2 separate regions of the Homo sapiens genome follow, and region 2 is linked to region 1. A link is an interaction called in ENCODE POLR2A ChIA-PET data of the cell type or tissue named here. Cell type or tissue: MCF 10A. All regions are shown on one strand. Each heading gives the region's core, and the rest is flanking DNA. Links, peaks and the distances in the headings are about the cores only. Region 1 overlaps SIRPA (signal regulatory protein alpha). Region 2 overlaps STK35 (serine/threonine kinase 35).

Region 1 (9,553 bases), core at 2,880-7,879:
GGACGCACTCACAAAGACAAGAATACTGAACACCGGAAGGACTCATTATTACCCAGAAATCTTTATTACAAAAATATTTTGCAAGCCAAAAAGTTTAAGTTGCAACTATATACAAAATGGGGCCTGTTTCCTTCCCAGCAGTCTTAAAATAAACTCCTGAAACCATGCTCCTTCCGCAGGGTTGGTTCGACCTCTTCCTTTTCCTGGGGTTCAATACACAAGGTATGTGGATTCTCCAGGTTGCCAGGCTAAAGCTAAAGCTATACATCTTCCTTGGCCTTATTCCCTTATTTCCCCCTCCAAGAATTAAAAAATAAAATAAAATGAAAATGGCACCAAGAAAACATTCTTTTAAAATACTGAATGTGTGTGTGCATGCGTGTGCACACGTATGTGCTGTCTCTGGGTAAAAGAGAGGGAGACGAAGGTTTACAAGCCAATCTTTTGGAATTTGGAACTAGCCTGAGCCAGGTGGCTGGGTCACTGTGGCTCCCAGATGCCACACGGGAGCTCTGGCCAAAGCTGTCCACATGGTCTGTTGGCTCAGCTAATTCCTGGATGCCATCATTGAAATCACCAGGTGACCATCCCCCAGAGAGCTGGGTCTATGCTGAGCTCCTGCAGTTTCACCTGTAGGACCTCCAGGAATGGGCAGGATGGCTCAGCTACTTTTACAGCCTGAGCCAGAAATCCCTTGGGCATCCCAAGGCCAGGAGTCATGAACATTAGCGTCTCAACTCTAAGAGTTATAGTGAAGACTGAATAAATAGGGCTTGCGACATCTGCTTGCCCTGGGCCCGGTCAGGCCCTCACACCCGACTGGAAGGGTGGGGGTTAAAGGGTAACTGGGTCACACCCTCTGGCCAACCTTCTGGGACAGAGGGGGAATCAGCCCGAGCTTCACAGCTGCACCATCCCCCTGGCTGTCTTCAATTTATTCCAGTTTGATCCCAGTAGGGTTTGAGAGCAGAAATGGAAGATTTCTTCTTCAAGGATCAGCTCAGAAAGCCGGGATGGGGGCGGTCACTAAAGGGGTAGGATAGACGGCCAGGGCCACTATCCCTACCCTCTGTGTGTTCCTAAAGTGCTTATGAGAGGTGGTGGGGAGGGGTGTCATCTTCACTATCCCCACTTTACGGATGAGCAGACTGAGGCATTGGGTCTCGATAAGACTGCACTGTCAAGAGGCAGCCCTCAGCAGCCCTGGGCAGGCTGGACTTACCACAGCGGGGTCACAGAAGGCTGCACTACCAGCCGCGTGGCTCAGCTGAGAACATGGCCAAGTCAGTCCCAGCCAGAAGGCTGTGTCTCCAGGGAGTGGCTGACCTGATCCTTCTTGCCCATTCTTGGGGTTCTGGGACTTGGAGGAACTCAAGTCTTCGCTGTAAGAAAATCCCTCCAGGACAACAAACTGTTAAACCTCAGACTTCACAAGACCCAACCATGGACTTCAACACATGACAGACAGCCAAGATCACGTTGCTGTTGTTTTAAGAAAAAAAACAAAACAAAACACCACAGATCAAGTTTTCTAACACCTCAGTTTCAAGATTGCACGTTTCACATTTCTCAGTAATTTACAGGCGTCCACAGCGAGATGTTGCTTAGTGCTAGCTGGAGGGGCAAGCTCAGGTCTAGAAGGGAGAGATGGGTCCGGGTGGAGCAACACAGTTGGGCCCCAGGGAGTCTTGGAGGGACCCAAGGAAGCAGAGGGTTTTGTCTCCAGTCCTTTGGGAGGGGTCCTCTCCTCCTCCAGGACTCATGGCTCTTTAGCCTAGGGATGGGGGAGGCCAGGACTGTTGGCAGCAACCTCACCAAGCCTGGATATGGGTTCCAGAGTTTTTTTCCAGCTTTTCCATGGAAGGGGCAGTTTGATCTAAAGGGGAAATCTTCCCCACTCTAGCCCCAGTTGGGTGGTGGTGGTAGTGGTGGTGGTGGTGGTGGTGGTGGTGGTGGAGGTGGTGGAGGTCAGGGGAGGTGGGATTTTCTCCTCCCCACCCTGGAAGATCAGGCTTCGGAGCATCGGGGAGGCAGTCGAGGGTCTTCAAAACCCACATGGTGATGGACGGAGGCACAAGAGTTCTTGGACCCCAGGCAGTTCTGGCCACTTCCCAGGTTGGTTCCCTGGCTGGTTTGGCAACGTCAGCCTCCAGGTATGTGGCAATGTGGGGGGAGGGGGCCGTGGCTGCCCAGGAAGTGCTGGAGAGCCAAGGAGGGGTGGGGAGAGAAGAGCCACCCTGGCCCCTGGGTCCCAGAGCCTGCACCGCCCCAGCCCTCCGGGAACTGGGTTGGCTGTGCTCATCACGGCGGCTCCCTGTGGGACAAGAAAGCGCGTAGAGATGGGTGCTAGAGCAAACCACGGTCCCATTCACTTCCTCGGGACCTGGACGCTGGCGTACTCTGAGAAGGACGGCTCAGGCTTGGGGGCCGGCTGCTTGGGGGTCCGGTTGAGGTGGACCATGTCCAGGTCAGCATAGGTGAGGGTGTCCTCCGACGCGGGCTGCGGGCTGGTCTGAATGCTGGCATACTCCGTGTGGTTGTTGGGCTCCGCAGCCTGGGGAGCAGGCTTCTTCCCCTTGGGCAGGTTCAGGTCTGCATATGTGATATCATTTGTGTCCTGGATTTAAGATACCCAAAGAGAAAGTCATGAGAAGGTCATTCTATAGCCCCTGGCCCACTCACTCAAACTGAATACCAAGTCTGGATGCTTCTGTGTCCTCTCGGCCCACACTGGCTCAGCCATAAGTCATGTTCCCCTCATCTCTTGCCAACGTTACTTGCCTCCAGCCTTGCCCCTTCCCATCTGCCCTCCTCCTCACCCTGCCTGAAGGGTCTTTCTGACCCGCACAGTGCAGTCTCCTCACAGCCCCGCCTCAGTGTCACCTCCTCCCGTTCCTGCCTCCTCCTAGCCTGAACCACCTGCAGTCTTCACCCATTTCTCATGTTCATCCCTCGAGGGTGTCTGTCCTGCTTCTCCTTGTAACAAATCCCAATCCACCATGTAAATTTCAGATGAAGCATGGCTCATACTAAGACCCTCCCTGGCTCTCCCCTCTCCTGGCAGGGTCCATGTTCCTTCTTTGTGCTTCCTCAGCCCATGTTTGTTTTCCATCACAGGGCCCGCTACCCAGGACCATGTCTGTTTGGGGGCCTGAGGAGGTGCTGCTGATGGTGGTACGTGTGGGGACATTCATTAATGTATGCGTTTATTCCACAAATATTCACTGGGCATTTGTTATGATTCAGAAACCAAGGCTGGCACATAAGAAGTCTGATCCATATTGAATGAATATATGAGTGGATGGCAATAATTTCACCTTCACTCAGGGCAAAGCTGGGGACAGGGAGACAGAGAACAGGGGCAGTATAAGAACGAGATCGCCAGTTAGTGAAGCGGGAAACGTTCTGGAGTCAGAAAGCCTGGGTTTGAATCCTGGTTCTAGCTCAGGGATTTTGAGCAATTCACTTAACCTCTCTGGGCCTCAGTTTCTCCATCTGTAAAGAGGGGATGATAATAGTGTCTACTGCCAGGGTTGCTGTGAGGATGGAATGAGATTATCCAGGTAAAGCGTTTAGAACAGAGCCTGGTACCTATTGAGCATCTGTCTTCAATAAATGTTCGCAATCATTAACCACTTAGCAAACTTGGATACCTCCCATGTGCTAATCCTATCAACCTGCCACTGCCGCCTCAAAAGCGCCCATCATGAATGATAAACTTTGCTCCCTCTGTGACTGGCCCCTGCGTGATAGAACAGAATAAAGCTACCACCAACCGGCACACCTCCTAGTTGGTGCACGGTAATGGCTGATTTCAGTTCTCAGGGCTTACAAGCAGCACACAATCACATAGATCACCCCATCCACTCTTACCACAACCCTGCTTGGGAAGGATTATCTATTCCACTTTACGGCTGAAGACACTGAGACCAAGGGAGGTTCAATAAAGTGGACAAAGTTGTCCGGCTGGCAAAGAACCAAAGTGTGTTGGACTCTACGACTGTGCTCTTAGCACACAGCTCCTCTGTCCTGAGCCCTGCGTGCTCTCATTTGCTTCTGTCTGGGAAATCCGTGTTGACAGCGTGCAACTCCCTCCCTGGCCAGGGCTGGCACCTGGCACTGGAATCGCAGGCACTCTGCCAGCTGGGCTGTGACTGTCTGGCTCACTGTCCAGTGCGTGGCACACAGTGGGTGCCCAGTAAGTCTCTGCTGTGAATTTCGTAGAGGTTTCCATGACCCATTCTTCTCACCATCATTTTTTTCCCCCAGAAGATTCCAGGAGGAAGTCCAGAAGTAAAATGATGGGGGAGAAGATCTCCCTCGCTCATGACTGGAAATTGTTTTTTCTTAATTACAACTCGAGCTCATGTCCGGGGCTGCGGGGGGACCCCATGGGTCACAAGGGCAGGGCCAAGGCATTTTGGTCTACAAATGCTGCGCCTTTCACCAGCCCGACTCCTTCAACAGATTACATCTAAAAAGATGACAACTGCCTTGGAAATGTCAAGGACAGCTGGCGCGCTCTCGTTCCGGGTTCAGAGCAGGGCCTGTCTTGTTACAAGATGCTGAGCAGCCCTCTGCCTTCAAGGTCTGACAGCATCAGCCGGTGATAAGCAGGGCTAGGTTTCTCAGAAACCGTGTTGCTGCAAAATCATCTCAGCAATGCTGACCAGAAACCTCCAGCTTGAGTGAGTGTGCCCTTGTGTGAGGTAATTAATGACATGGGGTCTTTCCATCAGCAAAGGTGGGAGAGGCCCTGGCAGGCTGGGCTTTGCAGTTCCAGCATAGAAAAGCCTGGCTGTGAGGAGCGGGCAGTGAGCTGGGAGTGGCGCTCCTGGTAGAGGGATGGGCCTGGGCAAATGTAGAGAGATGGGAAGGCACGATCCACACTAAGGGAGCTGCAGCCTGACTCCAGGGCACCATTTTCATAGGACGGATTGTGAATGGTGCCCCTGGGGAGTTGTGCAATGGGTCGCACTGAGTCATGAGGCTGCAACAGCCACTCTTGGCTGCAGTAGAGAGAAGGAATATGCACAGGACATGGGGAAAGCTAGGAGTGTAAGATCCTCCACCCTCCACCCCACAAGGAGTCTTAATTTAGAACCAGATCTGCAATTCCGGTTGATGTGAAGCAACCACGCCACGGAGTTTCCCAGGAAGGGCATCTCACCAAGGACTGTACCTGTGTTATTTCTCTGGCATTCTTCTCGGGCTCATGCAACCTAAAAAGGAAAGAGACACACAGATAAAAATACCCTCACTATCTCAAGTGCTCATGCAAACTGATAAGAATAACATTTAGGCTCCATTTTCTATATGGGTTGAGGACATGAACGAAGGACTCATAACAGAAATACAACTGCATATCAAATGTTTGGACAAAGGGGTCAATCTCACTAAAAAGGAATTCTAAGCAATGCACTATCATTTTTTTAACCTACTCTATTGGCAAGGATCTTTAAAAATTATAATACTTGGTGCTGGGGAAGCTATGGTGAAATGAACTGGAGCTTTCATACGTCACTGGTGGGAGAGGCAAACCAGTACAATCCTTTTGGGAAGCAGCTGGCAAAATCAAGAGCTTGGAAGATGTCCTCATCCTTTGACTCATAATTGCACTTTTTTTTGGGGGAATTCAAAATATAGAAAAAGCTTTCAACACAAAGGCATTTGTCAAGGGCTGGATGGGGGAGGAGGTTTATGTCTTAGGGCTCTGCCAATTGGGACTGGTTAGGGAAATTAGGATAAATCCACAGATAAAGATTTAAAAGGTTTATGAGGAGGTTTTTTTTTTAAGTTAAAATTGCTTACATTAAAATGATAAGTGAAAAAGGAAAATTCTCTGTAGGATTATCTCAATTATGAAAAATGTGTGGATAACACTGGAAGGAAACATAGCAAAATGCAAACTGCAGTGGTCTTTGCATGGTATTTTTTTTCTCCTTTTTAGTTTCCCATATTCTCCAAATGTTCTGTATTATAAACATCTATGTATCATCATTAAAGAAAGAAAAGAAAAAGACCAAGATGTCCAAGTTAATCAAAGAAGTTGTTCGTGCACTTGCTTCTGTAATTGGAGGTCATGACTTGACTCACTGGAGGGTCACGGTCAAGGTGATGAGCAAACCAGAGCCACTGGCTTGGCAGAAGTTGTGTAAATTCTCAAGCCGGCAACCCCGGGGATGTTAGCATGGATAATGTCAGAAATGAGCAGTGGGGCTTGGCAGCAGGGTTATTAATGGATTTGGCATGAGTGCTTGGCTCTGAAAGCAGTTCTGAGACATGACAAGCCCCACGTGGCCACAGAAAGAACCCTCCAGGAGCAGGGGCACGTCTGCTGGGGAAGATCACGCAGATCTGTCCCCACACTACTGGCCTCCAGCCCTCCTGGAGCTTCCCACTGGCTGGCTGGTTCAAGTCCAACTCATCGCCCTGCTCAGAGTCCCACGTGGTCTGACGTGCTGCCTCCAGGCTAATTCACTGCCCTGCCCTCATGTACCCACTCATCTGCCCACCAGATATTTCGGGGGGGGGGTGGCATTTGATGTTATGTACTTCATGCTTCAATAGCAGCCTCGAAGGACCCCTTTGATCATTTTTCCTCTTGGCTAACTTTCCTGTTTCCTTCAAGACTCAACTATGGTGTCACCTTGTGATGGCTCTGCTGACAGTGCTGCGCTGGCTGGGCTGCCCCTCCATGACAATCTCAGATCTCCTGTCTATCTGCATATCTGGTTTCTATTGCTGTCTGCCTGCCTGCCTGCCATGCTTCCTCACCACATGTGCTCAAAAACAGTGACTTGGAATGAATGCCAGTCAGGCTGCCCCAGGGCCTTTGCATGCTCCATGCTGCTGCCTCTTAATCTGCTTTAATCCTTTTCTTCCTTCAGATGCTATTTTTAAACAGCCTTTTCTTGGGGAAATATTCACTGAACCCCCAAACTCCATTCTCAAAACATTGGGTTCTTCTCTTTCAAAGCAATTTCAGACAATAACCAATTATCATTTTCCCCATATCTGTGTCTCCCCTGGATTTTCCTATTTCAGTGAATAGCTCTACCATCGGTCATCCTGTGCTCAGGCTGGAGAAGTGGGAGTCAGTCCTGATTCTTCTCTCTCTTCCTTTACAGCTCTCATCTAATCCAACCTAGGGCTCGTCGGCTCCACCTCCAAAATATCCATCAAAGCCAGCCACCCCATCCTCTCCACCATCCGAACTCCCCTGATTCCTGAAGAACCTCCTCCTTGATCTCCCCACCTCTATTCCTGCTTCCCTGCCCTCCATTCTCCCTATCTGAAATGCATAAGTGATGTCATGTTACTTTTCTGCTCAGAATGCTCAACCCCTCTATAACCACTCCAAGGTGGTCAAGTGACACCAGCTCCAAGGCTCAGCTCGGCCAACTGCTCTAGGCTCCATCCCTCTCCTGCCTCTGCTCTGCTCCAGCTCCTCTGGCCTCCTCTGCGTTCTGTGCATGCATCTGACTGCTCCCGTCTCAGGGTCTTGGCACTGGCTGTTCCCTTTGATTGGTGCAGTCTTGTCCCAGATATTCCCTTGGCTGGAACCTCCTCATCCTTCAGTGATCTTCTAAATGTCACCTTGCAGACAAGCCCTCCCTGCTCGCCCCAGACCCCACCTCCTTGATCTGCTCTATCCCATACCTGGCTTCATTTTATCTAGTCAGCAGCTGCACCACATCCCTTATTAACTTTCCAGCTTGTCTGGTAACCTGTCTCCTCAGCGGACACTGAGCTTCACACAGGGAGGAACTGGGCCAGTCTCATTCACTGCTGAAGCCCCAGCACCAAGAACTGGGCTGGCACATCGTCAGCAGTCCATATGTATTTGCTGAATGAATGAATGAATGAATGAATGAATGAATCTTTCTCACTGGCTCTTAAGTGCCATGAGACCAGGGGTGGGCCTTTTCTGCTCCCCTTTGCAACCCTCTGCTCAAGGCTTGGCACTGAGTTAGGCTCAGTCCCGACGAATAAATGAAAGACTCAGGGAAGCCCTAAATATTCCAAGAATAAATGCAGTGAATGTCTGACAAGTGAATAAATGGCTGATCGAATGATCAGTGCCCCATTAAGGGAGCAGAGACACATTTTTCTCTCATCTGAGCTGGGGAAGATTACAGACAATATTCTGTCTGTACATTCCTAACCCAGGGAGTTAGAGAGAGCCAATCCCTCCACCAGCCCTGCAACCTGAAGAACCCCTTGAGCTCAAAGTGGCAGCCTCCCCGCTTGCAGCCTCCCTGAGGTGCTCAGCTGTTACTCACACCAACGTCCTCTGGAAAATGTCTGATCCCAGCAAGCCAAAGCCGAAGCTGGCTGCTACATGGGAAACCACCATTAGCACTCACTAGCTATTGCTTTGGTTTAGAGAGATGAAAGGGAGCAAGTGATCTCATGGCTCCCTTGGTAGGCTCACGCTGGAAAAATAAAAAACAGGCAGAAAACGGTTGGTTTCTCTGGGGAAGAAGAAATAGACAGCAAGAAGCATGGGAACAGTGATGAAGGCACTAGCTTTAGTACAAGAGATGTCGAGGCTGAAGTCATCATTCCGGTGCTTCCTAGCCGCAGGACCTCGGGAATGTCACGACTTCTCTGAGCCTCAATTTCCTCAACCATAGGATAGGGAATAAGAACCTTCTAGAACAGGGGTTCCCAAAGTGTGGCTGGGGAACAACAGCATCAGCACCACCTGAGAACTTGTGGAAATAGAGATTCTCAATCAGGGACTTTGGGGGTGGGGCCCAGTAATCTGTGTTTTAACAAGTCCTTTGGGGATTCTGTAGCACACTCAAGTTTGAAAAACACTGTTCTATGAACTTGGGACAGTGATAAATCATAGGGTTCCTGCAAGAATTAAAATCACAAGTGGGTTAATACACATAAAGGCATAGATAGTGCCAGGAGCACAGTAAGTGCTCAATAAATGGTAGCTGCTATTGCTGTTACTATTATCGACAATGTCCTATTCTTCCAGAAACTCATTGTCTAATCGGGGAGGTAAGACAAGTAAAAAATAATGACAACAGGGCCGGGCGCAGTGGCTTACGCCTGTAATTCCAGCACTTTGGGAGGCCGAGGCAGGTGGATTACCTGAGGTCGGGAGTTCAAGACCAGCCTGACCAACAAGGAGAAACCCCATCTCTACTAAAAATACAAAATTAGCCGGGGGTGGTGGCGCATGCCTGTAATCCCAGCTACTCAGGAGGCTGAGGCAGGAGAATCATCTGAACCTAGGAAGCGGAGGTTGTGGTGAGCCAAGATCGCACCACTGCACTCCAGCATGGGCAACAAGAGCAAAACTCCGTCTCAAAAATAAAAAATAAAAAAATAACAACAAAAAAAACAAAAAAGAGAGATCCTCCTAGATGGGGCTGTGTAGCCACTGGGAAGCAGCATTTTAGGGATTCAGAGAAGGCAGAGTGGGACGTGCTACAGTGGTTTAGGATGGTATGCACTGATCCATTCATTCATTCGTTTGTTCACTTGTTCAGTCAGTAAACCTTTACTAAGCACCTATCCCATTCCAGGCATG
Region 2 (9,553 bases), core at 1,696-6,695, 170 kb before region 1:
CTGGTATAATCTGACAGTTGTATAAGATTAATAAGAGTTACAAATTTAGCTTCCTTCCCAGAGAGGGAGAAAACAGGCAGGTTATTTGGAGATAGTAAGGATTTGAGGTAAATTAGCCTGTGAAAGCCTACTGGGTTCCAGGTACTATTTTAAAAGTTTATTATGTGAGCTATCTCATCTTACCAGGCACCGTTTTACAGGTGGGGCAACTAAGGCTGAGAAAGGCTTCAGAGTCTGCCCGAGGGCCCTTACCATGAGTAACTGGGGGGGATAGGAGAGAACCCCCACAGCAAGTCCTCCCCCCAGACCATGCTGTCTCCCAGCTCACAGAGGGCTAAAAAGTGTTCTTCCAAGAGAGGCAGGCCTGCCTTTGGGGACAGTTTTACTACCTTTCCCTCAAGTCTGACAGTCAGGTGACCATAATATAAATTATGTATTTCAAAACATATCCTATGCCACAGTCCACAGGGAGAGAAGATGCTTAAAGTAAACCCAAGAACAAAACCAAGCAGGTGTCTTGCATCTCATTAGTCATGGAAATTCATCAGTAGTGCTTAAGTTCCCAATAAAAACATGGCTTGCTTCGCTGAAAAACGTGAGGCCAGCAGGCTCAGCATAAAGACAAGCCAGTAGGAGCTTTGGAAAGACAGGCACTTCCTGTAAAGAAATACAAAATGCTCTAGATTTTTACAAGCCTATCCTTAAGCCTTCTCCAGAAGTTAGATTTCCAGGTTTTAGTCAACGCCACTTCAACAATTTCTGAGCACACATTGCTCTTGAGACAGAGGTGCGGTGAGCTGAGGGGCATCCCTGCCCTTACATAGGCTTCTGGTCATTAGAAGCAGAATGACTACAGCTGTGAGAACTAGGAAGCGGGCCCGGATCTGCCAGAAGAGTTGGGAGAGAAGCTGGGATGAGAGGAAGGCAGGCTGAGAATAACTGCGAGAGGCCCTGCAGCTGCGTCTCCCAGGATGAGGGGAGTGGGCACAGGAGCAGGTGGGTGTGCGCCAGGGACACGAGTAGTCTGGATAATCACAGAAGAGTTTCTGTAGATGTGCCGGAATGAGGCTGGATATCTTCTAAGGTGGATTTAGACTCCAAGAAATGGGAAGTGACTGAAAGTTCTTAATACATTTTATTTATTTACTTATTTTGAAACGGTCTAGCTCTGTTGCCCAGGCCAGAGTGCAGCCAATCACAGCTCACTGCTGCCTCTACCTTCTGGGCTCAAGGGAGCCTCCTGCCTCAGCCTCTCGAATAGAGTAGTGGGGATTACAACCATGCACCACCACGCCCGGCTATTCTTTTCTATTTTTAGTAGAGACAGGGTCTCCTTATGTTGCCCGGGCTGGTCTTGAACTTCTGGGCTCAGGCAATCCTTCCACCTCAGCCTCCTTAAGTACTGGGTAATTATAGGCATGAGCCACCACGCCTGGCCACTGACGTATTTTAGAGATGTGTCGCTTACAGAATCTACAAGTCACCAATTTTAAGGCATACCATTTAAGTAAGCCATATAGGCTGCTGACAACGCTATGGGCACACCATTGACTAAGTCAACCGCTGATTTCAGAGACGTTAAACTGTGAAAGAGCATATCTTGGACAATGAAACAAGTTCCTTATGGAGGCATGAGGGGTTGGCGATGGGAGACAGCCTAGTGGCCGACTGACTTATCAAGAGGCTCTGAAACCTGGTGAAGTGAGGGCTGGCAAGGGAGGAGGTGAGAAGAGGATGTGAAAGGTCTTAGAAGTTTAGGATAAATAAGATTTAATAACTTGTCACATAAGATGGAAAGGAAGAATTCAGAGAGTGCTCTGCCATTCCTCTCTGGTTACTCGAAACTGCTATCTATTCAGATAATAATTACATTTCCTCTCACAGGTGAGGAGACTCAGGAGCAAAAGATTAAGTAACTTGCCTAGTTGAGGGCAGGACCTTGAGTTTCCATAGGCTAGATTCTCAGCAGAAGCACTGTGACTGCCTTAGTGCCTGCAGCAAAATCGCACACCTGGATGTGCTAGTTCCCACAGCAGACTCTGATGCGTGCCCCCCAGAGTTTAATGTTCATCCAGTCCCTCGTGATGGTCCAACCACACAACATGCAGATCTGTCTTTCAGCAGAGGACTAATTAGGACTTTGACTTACGCACACTTCAGCAATTCAGCAATACATATAGGAAGTCTTAGAAATGCTCGATCCATTTGAAAGAAAAATCCCACTTGAGGAATTCATTCCAAAAGTGTCAAAAAGACACAAAACAAACAAGCCTCCCCACCCAACAAAAAAACACACACCAAACACCAGAGACACTCAGAACTGGTATTCCATACAGAGTAAGTCAAAGTGGAGGATTGGAAAACTACTGTCCAAGAATGAGAATGAGTAACAGTTAACTATGGTAATACCAATTGGCTGAAAGTTTTAAAGGACCATATTATACTTCAACAAAAGTTTACTTAAAAAGCCAAAAGAGAAAGTCACATAGCATGTAATAAGCAAGTTTTAATGTGAAGGGGGGAAAAGGGCAGAATATTAAAATTATAAAGTTATGTCTTAAGAAAAAGGATGAGGGAACCCCGAAAAATGAAGTTTGAATAAATTATGACTATAGCCATCCCTGTTTAATTAGGAGTTGTACATTAAAATATTTTAGTTAAAGAGCTGGCTCAGCCAAAGATCTGTCCTAAGAAGCTAAAGACACGGACCCATCCTGGCACATCTTCCCAAAGAAATATGAAAATGCAGACCAAGAATTGGTCCCATTCTCAATGATTTTGTGCTGTTATGTCATTATAAAGAGGCTGGGTACCATAGCAACACCACAGGGTGTGTCCAAAGTACTTCCTAAGATTAACAGACTTGTTCTGTTGGCTGCCAGGGCAAAACACAGTGTCCAAAAGAGGACAAGAGTAAACCCACCGGCCGGACAGGGGCTGTAAAGCCAGCCAGGCCTGGGGTCAACATTCCCTCTACTACCTGCCCCCAATCCCCCAATTACATAGCTATATGATCCTGGGCAAATTTCTTAGAACACTAAGAATCTGTTTAGTTTTTTATAAATTGAGAAGAAACACCTACAGCACTGGACTGCTCTAAGGCTTAACTGTGACATACAAAGCACCTTGAATGGTGCCTGGACACTAGAGCAGACTGCTACTGGGTGTGAATTATGCTAATGTCTCTGGACACCACTGGCAGCTGTCCAACACGGTCACAAGGCAGCCTGTCAAGAACATGGACACTGGAAAGAGCATCTGGATGTAAACCTAGGCCCTGACCTTTCTCTAGTGTTGTGCTGGACAAGCAACTTGACCTTGATGGACACTGACGTTCTTGTCTGTAAGAACAAGTTATATAAACACCAACTTTACAGTGGTGATGATTAAATGAGAAAAGGAGTATGAAAATACTACGAAATGCTAGCTATTACTACTTGGAACATTACAGGGGTTTGTTAAAATGTAGAATCCACCAGCCAGGCAGAGAGTTGGGGTACCCCTAATCCATGGCAGTCCGGGCTCAAGTATCTCTCTCCATATGCATGGGCCTTGCCACACACCTAAGCCTCAGCTCTTGCCAGGCTTGTTTCTGATTTACCCTTTTACAACTCATCCTTCCTTTCCCCAGATTTAGTCCACATTCCTGGCAGCTGATTCACCCAGAGCACCTCTTACAGGCTGCAGTGAAGTAACATCTATTGTACTGTAACCATCTCTTCCATTAGACTGGGCACTCACGGTGGAATGAAATCAAGTCTCTGGGTTCCCCACAGTATACCACATGCACACCTAGGTGGTCGATAAGAGGGTGAAATAAATCAAGATAAAAGTCATGCGCTGGAGAGGTGTAAAAAGAGAAAGAACACAGAAAGTAGTAGTAGGGTATGCAGAATATGCAAGTTAAAGACAACTAGGTCAGGATCCAGAATTTAGAAGTCACTAAGGAGGGTTCCTAGCCCTACAGATACCAGCAAAGGCCACATTTGAGGTGAATATGAGCAGACTACAAGTTCTACTTAGGAAGCACCCCTCGAGAGTTTATACTATAAAAAGCCTTACCCAACGCAACCCCAATTAACCAAAGCTCTCAATTAAGGAAGGGCTGCTTCTGTCTCCTGGGGCTGGTACCTAAAATCCCCAATGCACATAAAAAGTAGTCGGTCAGGAGCAAGAAGTCTGTGTGGTTGCCCCAAGTCATTCAAGAGTAGAGCAGAGAGCAGGTGGGGTCCCTGGCAGCTGAGACACACAGAAGGAACCAACAGAAATCAGCAGTGCCACAAGCACTGATCAATATACAACTAAAAACAAAGAGGAGCCATTAGTTTCTTTCTTTTTTTTTGGAGACAGTCTTGCTCTGTCGCCCAGGCTGGAGTGCACTGATGCGATCTCAGCTCACTGCAGCCTCTGCCTCCCGGGTTCAAGTGATTCTCCTGCTTCAGCCTCTTGAGTAGCTGGGATTACAGGCGCCCGCCACCACGCCCAGCTGATTTTTTGTATTTTTAGTAGAGACAGGGTTTCACCACTTTGGCCAGGCTGGTCTCCACCTCCTGACCTGAGGTGATCCGTCCACCTCGGCCTCCCAAAGTGTTGGGATTACAGGTGTGAGCCACCGCACACGGCCTGAGCCATTAGTTTCTGAGTAAAATATGATTATGCCCATTTTACAACCAAGAAAAACAGAAGAACCTAGAACTTAAGCTACCTGTCCCAGCAGTACCCCACAGCAGTTAAGAAAGCATACTCAAGTTTGAATGTCTGGCCTTGAATCCTGACTTGGTTACTTGCTTAGCTGTTTTACATTGGGCAATTTCACTAACCTTGGTACCTCAGTTGCCTCACCTATAAAATGAAGATAATCACGGTACTGACTTCACCTGATACATAGCAACCTGCAAGTTTCAGCTCTTATTTACAGGGTGAAACTGGGATTAAAACCTTCTGACTCTGAGTCTAGCATTTTATTGTATTGTGTTAACTTATATTTCCCCAATGCCAGCCAGCTCTCTGCCTCTTGACCTGGCGGCTCTCTAAACTCTGAGACCCAAGCCACAGAAGAGGATTCAGAGTTGCTTTTCTAAGGGCTGGGGAGGGAACGGCCTTGCTCTGCTCTGAAGGTTCCCTAGGCACTCGACAAGTTGGGGAAGTTTGCAGGCTGACAACCCATCTATTGCTAAGACCCTGGTCTATCCTATACTATTATAGTTCCTCCCTCAGCTTCTTCCTTCCCCTGCTTCCCCAATGCCCCTAACTAAACTCCCAGACAACTGTACTATTTTCTAAGATGCTACCACTTGTGACCCTGCATTATGTTCATGTGGGCATGCGTCCTCTGCATGCCTCGTGGAGAAAAACTCTGCATGGCCTCTTATAGTAGCCTGGCTCAAAGCCACTTGGTGTGCAGGCAAGATTACTTTCCAAGGCCTCGGTTCCCAGCCACCTAAAGGCATCGACATCAAACAATTGGTAAAGAACAATTAGTGTCTTATCAAGTTGAGTGTAAGCTAGGCTCCCGGCTCTCCCAAACTTCTAACTATTCTGTTATATGAGTCTTGAGAGTTTGTCCTGGATTAGTGTCTGTGAGTGTGTCCTCACTTGCTATTTGTCAGAAGAATCAGTGTGTGCCTTAGACAAAGCAACAGAATTTCTGACTGACAGTGACTCAGGCTTGCCTGCTGTCTAAGTGGCAGTAATCTTGAACTTTGTTTTAGGCACATTCAGGACAGGCATTCTCGCAATGGAAAACAAGGGGATAAAAGCAAACTGTTGATGCCTTCACCCCCCCAACCTTTATGTGAGAAGTATTTCAAAGTTAAAAACATAGGCACCAACCCTTCAACCAAATAATTTACAGGATTGTAAATGTGGTTTTAAAAAGCCTGGGAGGCTGGTTTGAGTGCTATCACTAACTCATTGTGGATAAAAGTTTTGTCCCTTTTCTGGGCTTCAGTTTCCTTCCTTGTGAAACAGGCAGCCAGGTCACACATCTAAGACCTCTTTCTATTCCTCCGAAGCTTCTGCTGTCTTAATGCCTCTGGGTAGGACGTGTTTGGTCTGTGCACAGAATGGAAGGAGACAATGCATTTAAGGCTATCAAACAAAATGGGGTAAGACCAAGAACAGCATTTCAAGACATTTCTCTTTTCGATACTGGATTATTTTACTGGCCAAATAGTGAAACGGACTCCCTTTGTCTCTTCGCCTATCCACAGTCCTAGGCACCCTACTTTCAAGCCCACCTTCTCCCTAACTCCTGATTCTCTTTCCTCTTAATTCTTGTGCAAAGCCCTTGCTTATGAGTTGACTGGTCATTTCCTCCAGTGATCTTGAATAGCATTTAAATCTTCTTCCAGTTCTCAAACTTTTCAAATGTAAGTTCCATTGGGGCAAGGGGTGGTGTGTTTTGCTTTGCTTTTTTTCTTTCCCTTCAAATACCACAGTAGGGACTCAGCATTAGGTTTAGTTGAGACTTCAAGGCAGATTCACACTTTTTGGCCTGTTCAAAATCATTCTGAGTTTTAGGAGGCAGGGCCAAGGGTGACTGTAAAGGACTTTTCTATTTAATGAGAGAGCTGAACCAGGTTATCTCTACGATTCCTTCCAGCTTTAACATTACTGGGTGGTATTTGCATGCTGTAAACCCAAGGCCCCAGGACAGATCAAGACCCCTAAATTTTGGAATCCAGAATAAGCAAAGTTTAACCTGGAGTAATTTTGGTATCTGTTCTCTATTTTAAGAAGCAAAAATGATTACCTATTTACTACTTGAAAAATCCACACATTGCAAGTCAGCTTGAATGTCATTTTCATAAGCAGAAACAACACATATTTTCTTCACTGCTCTGTCTCTGAGCCCTGAACACCGTAGAGGTTCAAATATTTTAAAGACTCCAAACAACTGAAAGGGACCAATCCAATCCAGTGTACGGCCTAAAGCAAAAGATTTCATTTTTCTAGGTCCCAGTTTTAGTTCACAAAGGGAGGATGAAAACACCAGTGTTTCTGTCAACTTGGTGTGCCTGACAACACAGAAAACAAGGTGTGTTCTATGATGAAACAAGTTTGGGAAACTTGAGCAAGAACAATGTGAATCTTGAAGGGGGTGAGGGTAGAAGAGTACAGAACATGGTGTGAACTTATATAAGGCAGTGAATTCCTCCCTATGTGGAGCACTTGCTGACATTAACAGTTTGCACAGTGACCCTATGTACCTAATGTCATAGGTACATACCCACTATCTTACAATAAAGGAATGCTCCTCACAGGGTTCAAACAATTTGCTCCATGTTTTGTGCAGTCAGTCCTGGGATGAGCCAGAGGGTCTAACCCCAAAGTCCATGGTACTAACCACTATGCTATGCTGCCATGGGGTCACTTTGGAATTTTGACAAATTCTTCAGGTGAGGAAAGTCCACATAGTATTTATATGTTGAGAGAGTAAGCAAGAGCTTCAAGCTGAGGTTGAAGGTTCGAGACTGGCGTCAATGAACTGAGGACACAAGGAATAAACATTCGGCAAGGCAAATTCCTACATCCCAAGGCAATCCTGTAGTAGGAAGTCCAGACCATTCATTGGCAGTAAAGGAGAAGACTAAGAGAAGTCTGAGAATAGAAAGACTTCAAAGTAAGTGATGCGCTCCTAGAATATAGGTAAGATAAACGAATCCCCTAGGGAGTCTTTTTTTTTTTTTTTTGAGACAGGGTCTTGCTCAGTCGCCCAGGTTATAGTGCCATTGCATGATAATGGCTCACTGTAGCCTCAACCTCCCAGGCTCAACTGATCCTCCTGCCTCTGCCTCTCAAGTAGCTGGGACTATAAGCCTGTGCCATCAGGTCCGGCTATTTTTTTTTCTATTTTTTGTGGAGACCAGGGTCTCACTTTGTTGCCCAGGCTGTTCCCAAACTCCTGGGCTCAAGCCATCCTCCCACCTCAGCCTCCCAAAGTGCTGGGATTACAGTCGTGAGCCATTGTGCCCTGCTGGAAGTCTTTTCAAAACAAAAACACTCACCCTGGGGAGAGGGTAGGCTTCTCAGAATGGATGGGGCACGGATGGACTTTATAAAGTTAGACATCTAATTAAAGGACTCTAGGTGATACTGATTCATGTTTCCAACTCCACTGTCAAACAACTGACTTGCAATGGGACAAAGCGTTCTCTTGGGAAAGACTTGGGGGATCTTTAAGTTGTGCAAAAGTAACAAGATTTTGGGAAACCACCCCCTCCAAACTCACCCCAAATCCTACCCACTCTTAAAAAAGTTCATCCTCAGGGTGCAGAGAACAGCATTACGCCTTCGAAAGGATCCAGGCCTCGAATCAAGACAGATCTGGGATCCCCGTCACTTAAGCTCTGAGAAATGTAAGGAAACCAGGAGTACAGTCTAACTTCCCTTTCAAGCGGATTAACCCTGATCAAGTTATTTGTTCACTTCTAAGCCTTAGTTTATTTATAGAAAAAGGATAGAATTTACTTTTGAAGTTATTACCTAAAAATTACTTCAGCACTGAGACCACAGCTGGGACTCGGATTAGTAAACTTTCTTCCCCTGGATCCTCCTGCCTCGGAAAGTCTCCTCAAACTTTCTACCGCCTCTCTCCTCTCCAAGCAGACACTTAGCTACTGGTAGTATGAAAAAGGCTTGTGAGTACTGAGTAGTTAGGATGAATACATTCCCTAACTGCAGTTAAAACCCGGAAACTAAGATAATTAGTTCCTCCAGGACTGCAAGACCTCTTGCCTCAATGTACCCCATTTTCCTTTTAAGTAAAACCACTTCCCAGCCAGCCTCTGAGGTTAAGAAAAAGATTAAGAATGTAAAACGGAGGGAAAAGATGCCGGATGCTTTGTTATGTGACAGCTCTCAGGCCACCTGTGAGGGTTGTCAGCCTGCACCCCTCAGAGGACCAAGCCAGAAGACAGTCAGTTTGCTCGGCTGCCTGGGATGAAGGGCCGGGGGCCTCAGAGGAAAAGGCAGACGAGGAAGCCACAGGAGTTTGGGGGTTGGAGCTGGAGGGTGTCAGGAAACTTGGAACCAGACAGGGAGAGGGTGTGGGTGGGTCCAGTCAAGTTTTTTCTTTTTGTTTGTTTTGGGAGGGAAAGAGAGAGGCCCTCGGGGGTGAGGAGGCTCCGCAGTTCTGCTACTAACTGAACCCGACCCCTCCTCCACTCCCCCAACCGATCTTAAAAATAGAAGACGTTTAATAACCATAGCTCGCAATTCTTGAGCACTTATTAAGTTAATGGTTAGCACTTAAACGAGCTCTTGTTATGGAAACACCAGCCAACTTTAGGCCCAGGGACTGATCTTAGGACCTGAGAAGAGAGGGCCGAATGCCTGGGCCCAGGAAAGGAGGGTGTGTCAGGGCACAGGGTGACAGGGACCAGGTCTGAGGCCTAGGAAGGCCAGGAACAGTGTGGGCCAAGCCGTCCGGAGAGCAGGGGGTCCAGGCCCTGCGTGGGTGGAAAGGCCCGCGGTGCTCCTACCTTTCAGCGAGGTCTCCACCAGGCGCAGGTAAAGCTGCGAGCTCTTGTTGCCGTGACTCATGCGCTGG

What was found. ChIA-PET counts read pairs that join two places held together with the same protein. Peaks named below come from ENCODE experiments on the same cell type or tissue, not always from the same donor. Only the 100,000 strongest peaks of a DNase experiment are listed, where the experiment ranks them.
Region 2: POLR2A ChIA-PET joins it to region 1 with 5 read pairs; 3 of 35 experiments call an interaction of 5 or more read pairs at or near these places.

What each region holds. Positions count from the first base shown.
Region 1 is chr20:1,930,384-1,939,936 of GRCh38, reverse strand. It overlaps SIRPA (signal regulatory protein alpha), which reads right to left. Exons shown (of 8, transcript NM_001040023.2): 7 at 5,183-5,222; 8 at 1-2,617. The coding sequence ends at 2,369. Among named protein-coding and RNA genes, the nearest start is that of PDYN-AS1, 12 kb to the left of the region's middle. RefSeq lists enhancers at 1-248, 1,762-2,314, 2,315-2,869. In MCF 10A, for the core only: no CTCF peak of the experiment used is centred there; DNase peaks (open chromatin) are centred at 4,086, 4,996, 5,606 and 6,266.
Region 2 is chr20:2,103,298-2,112,850 of GRCh38, reverse strand. It overlaps STK35 (serine/threonine kinase 35), which reads right to left. Exons shown (of 4, transcript NM_080836.4): 2 at 9,486-9,553. Among named protein-coding and RNA genes, the nearest start is that of STK35, 6.2 kb to the right of the region's middle. RefSeq lists an enhancer at 9,295-9,553. In MCF 10A, for the core only: no CTCF peak of the experiment used is centred there; a DNase peak (open chromatin) is centred at 3,640.